2 separate regions of the Homo sapiens genome follow, and region 1 is linked to region 2. The links are chromatin loops, found by intact Hi-C in ENCODE. Cell type or tissue: GM12878. All regions are shown on one strand. Links, peaks and the distances in the headings refer to the core of each region. The heading gives the core; the rest is flanking DNA. Region 1 overlaps GRAMD1B (GRAM domain containing 1B). Region 2 overlaps CLMP (CXADR like cell adhesion molecule).

What was found. Peaks named below come from ENCODE experiments on the same cell type or tissue, not always from the same donor. Only the 100,000 strongest peaks of a DNase experiment are listed, where the experiment ranks them.
Region 1: a loop joins it to region 2, with 4 times the contacts of the local background. A loop is called at or near these places in 4 of 110 quality-filtered maps.

What each region holds. Positions count from the first base shown.
Region 1 is chr11:123,578,593-123,582,981 of GRCh38, forward strand. All of the region lies in intron 3 of GRAMD1B (GRAM domain containing 1B), which reads left to right. Among named protein-coding and RNA genes, the nearest start is that of SCN3B, 74 kb to the right of the region's middle. RefSeq lists a silencer at 525-747 and an enhancer at 1,609-2,218. In GM12878, for the core only: a CTCF peak has its summit at 2,171 (motif pointing right); no DNase peak of the experiment used is centred there.
Region 2 is chr11:123,109,818-123,114,206 of GRCh38, forward strand. The region is part of intron 1 of CLMP (CXADR like cell adhesion molecule); the gene reads right to left. Among named protein-coding and RNA genes, the nearest start is that of HSPA8, 50 kb to the left of the region's middle. In GM12878, for the core only: a CTCF peak has its summit at 1,763 (motif pointing right); no DNase peak of the experiment used is centred there.

The sequences.
Region 1 (4,389 bases), core at 204-4,203, 470 kb after region 2:
GGAAGTCATTGAAGGCCCATTTTCACTGCACCTGATGTCGGAGAACAGACCCTCCCCCACTCCCGACCCTGCACCCATGTCTGCCTGCTCCCTGGACACTGCCTCTGGCTGGGAGTTTATTCCCTCCTTACATGGTGCGGTCGAGAAACAGAGCCCTGCCTGGCGTTAGTTTCATTCCTTTGGGGCAGGAGACCCCATCTGGTTGTACTCCAGGCCCCTCCCCTTTGGTGGTTGATTCTGGATTGCCCAGCAGTGGTGAGTGAGGATGGCAGGAGGGCTGCGCTGACTGGGGGGCAGGGGTTCAGGTCGATGAGTTCATTGGTGCAGCAGCCACGCCCTCAGGAGCTCTGCCTGCGTACTCTGTTCCTCCCCACTCGAGAGCTGCTCAACCTGGGCACCCCTTAGCATTTCTAACCACTGCCCAGACTGGGGTTCATGGTGTGCTTAGGATCCTGAATCATGATCAGAGGGGAAAGCTGTTCTCCCAGAGGGTGGGGTGCCCATGCCTGGAGGTTGGCAAACATTGGCAGAACCTGGAGAGATGTGGCCAGTGCCAGAGTCTTTCCCGGGAGCCCAGGAATTCTGAGGCCACAGGAGAACGTGCAGCGAGTGGAGGGTGAGCGATAGGTGTTGTGGAACAACAAGGCCCATGGGGCAAGGAGGTGGGATGCAGCCCGAAGAAGGGGAAGCCGAGGATGACTTAATAATAGTCCCAAGTCTCTCCGTGCTTTGGGGAGGAGGAGGGTGAACAGCTGTTCCCTTTCCTAAGGGAAGCACAAGGGGCGACACGGCTAATCCTGTAGTCTGTGATCTTTAGACTAAATGCACATCTTGGCTGTGAGGATTTTAAATGGCCGTTCCTGGCTGTGGACAGGGAAGGAGGAACTTTACCTGGAGCGAGGAAGCCAGCAGGAGATCTCTGTGGGCTCCAGCGGCTCGGCAGGTGCAGGCATATCTGATATCTGGGAATGGGGTTTTGAAATGCCCTGTGGCAGCCCCCTCTTGAGTGCCTCCCACCTCTGGCCTGGTTGATGTGGGACTAGTGGGTGCTCGAGGCTCAGCTGGCAAGAGGGTGGATATGGCCTGACAGGGGCATCAGGCTCCCCACTCCCTGCTCCTGCACACTTTTCCATCCAGATTCTGTACACCCTAAGCCTGGCTCTTGAGTAGTTGGGGATGTTCTGTAAGCTCCGAGGTAGGATAAATCATTTGAGTGGGGCAGCCAGGACAGGCGTCAGGGACCAGGTAGAATTCTGAGTGGGGTTTTGGAGATGCTAAAAGGAGACATAATGAAGGGACTGAGAGCTGAGCAGGAATCAGGGGCCAAACTGGGCCTTTTCATAGGAACTGAGGAGGGAGGTGCTGGGGTGAGTGCAGGTCTCCTTTCCCCTGGGAGATTGGGTGGACGCCATGCCCATCCCTGGCAGACACATTCTGAGTTTTCTGACATTGGTTACCCACTTCCCCACCTCATTCTCCCACTGATCATTGCCATCGACACTTGCCCTGCCATCCTTTCAATGGAGTTAAAAGAGGACGGGCTTGTGCCAGGAGGGACACTGTAGCATCCCACGTGGAGCTGGGAGCCATTGCATTGGCCTGGGACGTGCATGTGCAGGACACACAGACTTCAGAAGAGGAACACAAGAACCAGTAGGGGAATTAGGTTCTTTGAAGGCCAGGGCCTGAAGTAGATGGTGCGGCAAAAAGAGGAGGTTCTGGTAGCGGGATGGGGACATGCCCCTCCCCGTGGAACATCTTCTGGGGTTAATCACATGTCTTCCCAGCAAGCCATTTCATAGCTGTTTTTACTGATATTGTTGTAGCTGGTCCACCTCACTCCCTGTCTCCTGGCCACCCCTAGAGGACACCATGCCTTATATTTTTTGGGCAAGCTGGCCAGTGCCTCTGCTTCTCCCTGGGGTCAGGTCCCATGCACGGTGTCTTTCTTCCCTTCTCTGGGCCTCAGTTTCCTCATTTGCTACTATGTAGGCATGGCACCAGGTGATCGCTAAGGCCCGACCCCTCTGGATCCATCATTGTGCTGTCCAGGCCGACCCTCCTAGGTGCAGTCCGGCCCCAGCACTTCCCTCCCAATGAGTTTGTGCTACCGCCCAGCTTCCGCTCTGTAGTGACAGCCTGTGGCCACCAGAGGGAGCGAGGGGCCGTTCTGCCGCTCTCCCACCTGCCCTGAGGGCGCTATGCAGCAGGTGCGGCAAAGCGCGCCTCCTCCCGCCCTGCTGCACACCTCCCCACCGCGGTGCGGGCATCGCGCTGGCGCTGTGGCACTGACCCTTCTTTGACTTTCCTTTTTTTTTTTTTTCAAATCTAATTTTTGTGGTTTTCTTTCCAGTATGACAGACTTAACCTGATCAAAGTAAGAATTGTTTTTTATTTCTAACTCCTACTAAATGTAGAGCTCTCCTAGTCCCTGCCCCCCTACCTCCTCCACACCCCGCACCTTACTTAATCTTCCAGACTCCCGGAGCCTTCGCGGTGGGAGATGTTTCTGGAAACCACCTCCCAGTAACCTGGGTCTGTTTCCAGGGGCCTTGCATTCCTTTAAGTGCTTGCTCTTCAGACCTTCTAGGAAAAATGATAGAAACGAGCATGTCCCCAACAGCTGTGTCTTTGTCCTGACTCCCTTCTTCCTCTTTGGCCAAATCCATGTGTTTATAAGCTGTCAGAGAAGGCTCCACTGCTGCTCCCTGGTTCTGTGCCTTCCTTCCCTCTGGCCTGGTCCTCCAGGTAGGGGCGCTACAGCAAACTAAAGCCAGAGGATGAGGGACGCCCCTTCTCACCCCCAGAGGCCGGCAGCTCCTCTGACTTCCCTGCCCCTGTGGGTCTGGGTCCTTCCCGTCTGGCAGAGCCTTTGGGACTCATTTCCGGGAATGCAGAACCACGGGGATTGAATGTGCCTCTGGGCAGAGTTCAGGGACCCCTGCCCACAGTGGACAGGCTCGGGGGCTGCTTTGGACGTGGCTGGAGGGGGGACCCATTTTTCCTGTGGCCCCTCAGTGGCAGCAGGTAAGAAGCTGCCTGGAGATTGCTGGTTCAGGGCAGAGCCTCAGCACAGTCCTACTCCTTGGTATGTTTCACGTTTCTTTTCAGTTCTTTAGTACATGTTCTTACCCACGCTTTACAAAAGAGCAAACATTAGATATAAGAGCATCACAGATCAGGTTAAAGACAGGACTGGCTTCCCTGCCTGAGGCTGTGTGTGACCCTCACACTTTGTTCCACATAGATTTGGAAGGCACAAGCGCCGATGTGCCAGCCCATGCAAAGGGACCATCTGCTTCTGTCTACCTGGGGCAGGAGGGAGCCCCGTGCAGGAGGAGTCACAGGCATCCGGGGTCCCCCTGTCAGCCCATGTTCCTGTTGCCCCCTTTCCTCCCAGCGTCTTACACGAAGGTCACGGCATTGAGACGAGGAGCTGGGAGCTTGGGAGATGGTTTCTCCGTTGTAAAGCAGGGATCTCGTGACCTGGGTTGCATTTGAGGAAGCACAAGGAGACTGTGGGGCTGCTGGGGCCGGCAGCTCCCAGAGCGCACCTTCCTACTGCTGGGAGGTGTCTTTTGTAATGAACATCTGCACAGCCTCTTGCCCTGTGGGCTTCGGATCAGGGCTTCTGTGTGAGGACGCAGGAAGTGAGCCATCCCTAGGCGCAGACGCCAGACGCAGCCTGCTTGCCCCATCCACCCCCTCCAGAAGGGGGTAGCCTTGGCTGCAATGCCTAGAGGCGAGTTTTCAGGTCCCGGACTCCCATGTGGCCGCACCTTTGTCAGGAAAAAATAGTTTTTAATATTTGGATTTGGGCCCTTTACCTGCTGAGACCTCTGAATTGGAGGTGGGGATGAGGCTAAGATGGGAGGGTGTGGCCTCTGGATGGACCGTGGTGACAGGTTGGGAAGTGACCCTGGAGAGCACCTTGCAGAGGGGGACTGGGAGCCTTGCTACTGGCCTCTAGTCACATCCTGGCCATCGAGGGCATGTGTGAGGACGAAGCTGCTCAGAAGCAGCCCCACCCACGCGAGGCCCCTCAGCCCCCTCCAGCTCCTCTGTGGACTGGTTTCACTGTGGGGGGTGAAGGTGGACCGTCTTTACAGAGTTCAGGTGGAATGGGGGAGATAGATCACATGGCCACTGGTCATCACCGCGGGCACACACCCACCCTTGTGCGTAGTCGCTTCCTTCCCTCTAGACACAGCAGACATTCGAGGACCATGGCTACTCTTGTCTGCCCTTCTGGGTTGGGACGCTTTAACACCAGGTGGAGGGGATCCAGACCTCTGGGTGGAGCTAAGGTATTGATCTGTGAGCAAAGCTCCCCCACCCAGCGATCCCTAAAACTGAAAATAATCTAAGCTCCACCGAGAGATGGAGCTT
Region 2 (4,389 bases), core at 164-4,163:
CTTTATACTAGCCAACCTAGCATATCCAGAGCAACTGTGTTCAGTTTTAGATGCTGAAAACTGGGAAGGACATTGACAAAAAGGGGCATTCGGGGAGTCATGACCGGCAAATGATAGGGTGAGAAAAATATATGAGGAACAGCTAATGCAGTTATAGGTGAACAAATTATGAAGATGGAAGACCAAGGGGCAGCATTGTAGCTACCTTCCATCATTTAAAAGGCCACAAAACAAGTAATAGGTTTACTGCATTTTGTTCCTTTGGTCAGAATTACGGAATCATTATGGTGCCTAGTTATTTCCTTCCATCCCTCCAAAGGGGATATTTCTTCCTGGAGTCCTTGAAATAAGTGGTGTTGCCCATGCGATGGCTCACGCCTGTAATCCCAGCACTTTGGGGGGCTGAGGTGGGCAGATCACAAGGTCAGGAGTTCGAGACCAGCCTGCCCAACATGGTGAAACCCCGTCTCTACTAAAAACACAAAAATTAGCCGGCCGTGTTGGCAGGCACTTGTAATTCCAGCTACTTGGGAGGCTGAGATGGGAGAATCGCTTGAACCCGAGAGGTGGAAGTTGCCATGAGCCCTGATTGTGTCACTGCACACCAGCCTGGGTGACAGAGCGAGACTCCGTCAGAAAAAAAAAAAAAAAATTAGCCAGGTGTGGTAACTCCTGCTTGTAATCCCAGCTACTAGGGAGGCTTAGACAGGAGAATTGCTGGAACTCAGGAAGTGCAGGCTGTAGCGAGCCAAGATCACAACACGGCACTCCAGCCTGAGCAACAGACCGAAACTTCTCAAAGAAAAAAAAATGGTGTTGGTACAAAGACCAAGGTGACAACCTGAGCTGCGGGCGTCAGTCAAGGGGGGCCGGATATTGAGCATCTACTTCCTTCCCAGTCTGTGGGTTAGTTTTAGAGGAGGAGAAAGATGGGGAAAAGGAGTGAGGGAAAAGGGAGAAGTTGAGGGAAAGGAAGGAAAGGGCTTATGCCATTTGGGCTTAATATGTTGACTGACTCTGTAACAGCGCTGTCTGATAAGAGAAAGAGCTCTACTGTTTAGTGAGTTTTCCATTACTGGAGTCATTCAAATGAGAGTGTGTGAGTAGCTGTAAAGGGGTCCTTATATGTGGATGTTAAACCCAATATTTAATGTCTTTTCTAACTATAATATTCTATGAACTACTAATAATTATGAGTGCTCAGTATATTCAAGGCCCTGTCTTAGTTGAATGTGATGCGAAATATAAAATACAAGTGTAAAATACTGTCGGTGTATTTTGTCACCATCAGTGAGCGCTTACACAATTTATACAAAAGGTCTAGTTTTGTGCCATTGTGTGTGTGGTTTTTGTGTGTGTGTGCCTCAGCTGGAGTGCAGTGGCACGATCTGGGCTCACTGCAACTTCTGCCTCCTGGGTTCAAGTGCCTCAGCCTTCCAAGTAGCTGGGATTACAGATGCACACCACCACACCCAGCTCATTTTTGTGTTTTTAGTAGAGACGGAGTTTCACCGTGTTGGCCTGGCTGGCATGGAACTCCTGACCTCAGGTGATCGGCCCACCGCAGCCTCCCAAAGTGCTGGGATTACAGGTGTGAGCCACCATGCCCGGCCATAGTTTTGTTCCATTATTAACATGACTTTTCAAGATTGTTGAAGGGACTTTTCAAGATTGTTGAAGCGCTTTTTCAAAGAACTGAAAAGAACTGGCCCATCCAACTACAGCATTTCTTTCCTTTCTGTTGCTCTTTTAATCCACAAGGGGGCAGAATTTACTTAGGGAGGATTAGCCAGGCCTCACCTTTAAGGTAGTTATTCTTAGTAACAAGGATTCTAATGGACAAAGAATGACAGACTACTTTGGATTTAAGCTTATAAGCACTTTGCTGCCATTTGTGGTTATGTGCTAAATTTCCAACCACGTGCATTGAATGTTCAAAGGCCCATGGAAAAAATGAAAATCTTAGAAAATACGGTTAGGCATTTGAGAGGAACTTTTCCCAGGAAATAGAAACGTACACTACTTTAATAACTTAAGATCACTGTTTTAACTTATTCCAACTGAAGCAGATGTTTACTTTGTTTGTCTAAGACCAAAAAAGACTTATTTATTTTTTTAGAGACGGTATTTCACCATGTTGGCCAGGTTGGTCTTGAACTCTGGGTCTCAAGTGATGCCCCTGGCTCGGAAAAAAACTTATTTTAATTGTGGAATTTATTATGAAACAAATCAATTCATCAGATGTGGTCAACTATGGCCTCTAGATAGTTAATAAGAAAAGGCAACGAGGAACGGAACACGTCTGCCCCAATGGCTTCAGGGAGATTAAGGAATTGGCAAAATAACTCTGAAGGCTCTTTCAAGCTTAAAGTTTAGTTTTTGTTCTAGGCCAGTAAATTACGAAACCCTGGAATGCTCTGACTATATGTAATGTAGAATCTCAAGCTTGGGCAGGCCCACAGAAGGTCATTTGGTCACTATCTTGCCTTCAGGCCAATTTCTTTCTTTCTTTTTCTTTTTCTTTTTTTTTTTTTTTTGAGACGGAGTTTTGCTCTTGTCGCCCAGGCTGGAGTGCAGTGGTGTGATCTCGGCTCACGGCAACCTCCGCCTCCAGGGTTGAAGTGATTCTCCTGCCTCAGCCTCCCAAGTAGCTGGGATTACAGGTGCCCGCTACCACGCTTGGCTAATTTTGTGTTTTCAGTAGAGATGGGGTTTCACTATGTTGGTTAGGCTGGTCCCGAACTCCTGACCTCAGGTGAGCCCCCCCACCTCGGCCTCCCAAAGTGCTGGGATCGCAGGCGTGAGCCGCTGTGCTCGGCCATCTGCAGGCCAATTTCATATTTAAAACTAGGCAGCTGAAATGTATCAAGTTATTTACATTCTCTTATTGTCACTGGGGATCTGAAATCACGGCAAAACGGTTCCAAGATCTTGACAGGTCTGTTAGTACCCATTTTTTTTTTTTTTTTTTTTTGAGACGAAGTCTCGCTCTGTCACCCAGGCTGGAGTGCAGTGGCGCAATCTTGGCTCACTGCAAGCTCCGCCTCCCGGGTTCACGCCATTCTCCTGCCTCAGCCTCCTGCATAGCTGGGACTACAGGTGCCCGCCACCACGCCCTGCTAATTTTTTGTATTTTTAGTAGAGACGGGGTTTCACCGTGTTAGGCAGGATGGTCTCGATCTCCTGACCTTGTGATCTGCCCTCCTCGACCTCCCAAAGTACTGGGATTACAGGCGTGAGCCACCACACTCACCCAGTACCCAATTTTTAATTATTGTATATCATAACATATTCAAGGATACTGATGCTACAACATTTTCTTAAACACCCCTTATGCTTCCAGTTGTGGGTACCACAAATTAGCAGGTACATTGACAAAATAATTGGCACCCAGAGGTGAGTAACCTGGAGTGCATATTTGTTCAATAAATGTGAGCAGCACCTGTTACCATTCTAGGTGCTGCCAGGGATACAGAAATGAATGACATTGTCTTTTGTGTATCAAGAGATCACAATCAAATAGAGACACAAAACAGGCACCCAGTTCAAGGCAGTGTACGATCGTCAGTATTGTGTAAGAGTCAAACTGTTTTAGGAATTTAGTGGAGGAAGATCACTAATGTGATCAGGGATGGCTTCATAGTAAAAGAAATGTTTATCCCAGACCTTGAAGAGTACGTTAGAATTTTAGCAGCTATACCTGGCAGGCGATGACCTTCCAGACTGAATGGCAGCCTTAGTGATTAGCAAACCAGTTGCCAAGCTGACTTCTGCGTTTGGCAGATCGGAACATCACTGTGGACCCTTCGTCCTGATAGGTTCTCAAAGTCTGGTGGTGGGAAGGAGGATGGTCAGTAATAAAACATACTGTGCCTGGAAGCTGCACTGCTATTCTACAGACTGGGGGTTGACTATTTGGGAGTAATGTTTTGTGTTGATTTCTCCAGTAATAATTGTCAGGATAAGGATAACAATCTGGTCCACAAAGATCACTCCACCATTCAGAAATACAGCAGGTACCTCTCTGAATTCTGTCCTTGATAATATGCTATTTATGGTTCCATGCATGTATTCATGTTTACACATGCAGAAACACACACACACAACTGCTTGAACACCCTGGCAAGAATGCCTGTGCCAGTACACAGATCAGGCAAGAATGTATGCTTTTGATTCCGAGACTCTCAGAGATCCAGATCTCATGCTAACCTATTTCATTGACATGTCTATTTATAGTCGCTGTCTCGTTCCAAATGTGAAGTCGCTTTCTAAATCTAAATCTTTTATTACCTTCGTCAGAGAGATTCGAACAGAGGCAGAGGGGGCGGGAATTAAAAATAGACACAGACTTACTATGAAAAAGAAAATAATCGATTGTTAGGGATCCAT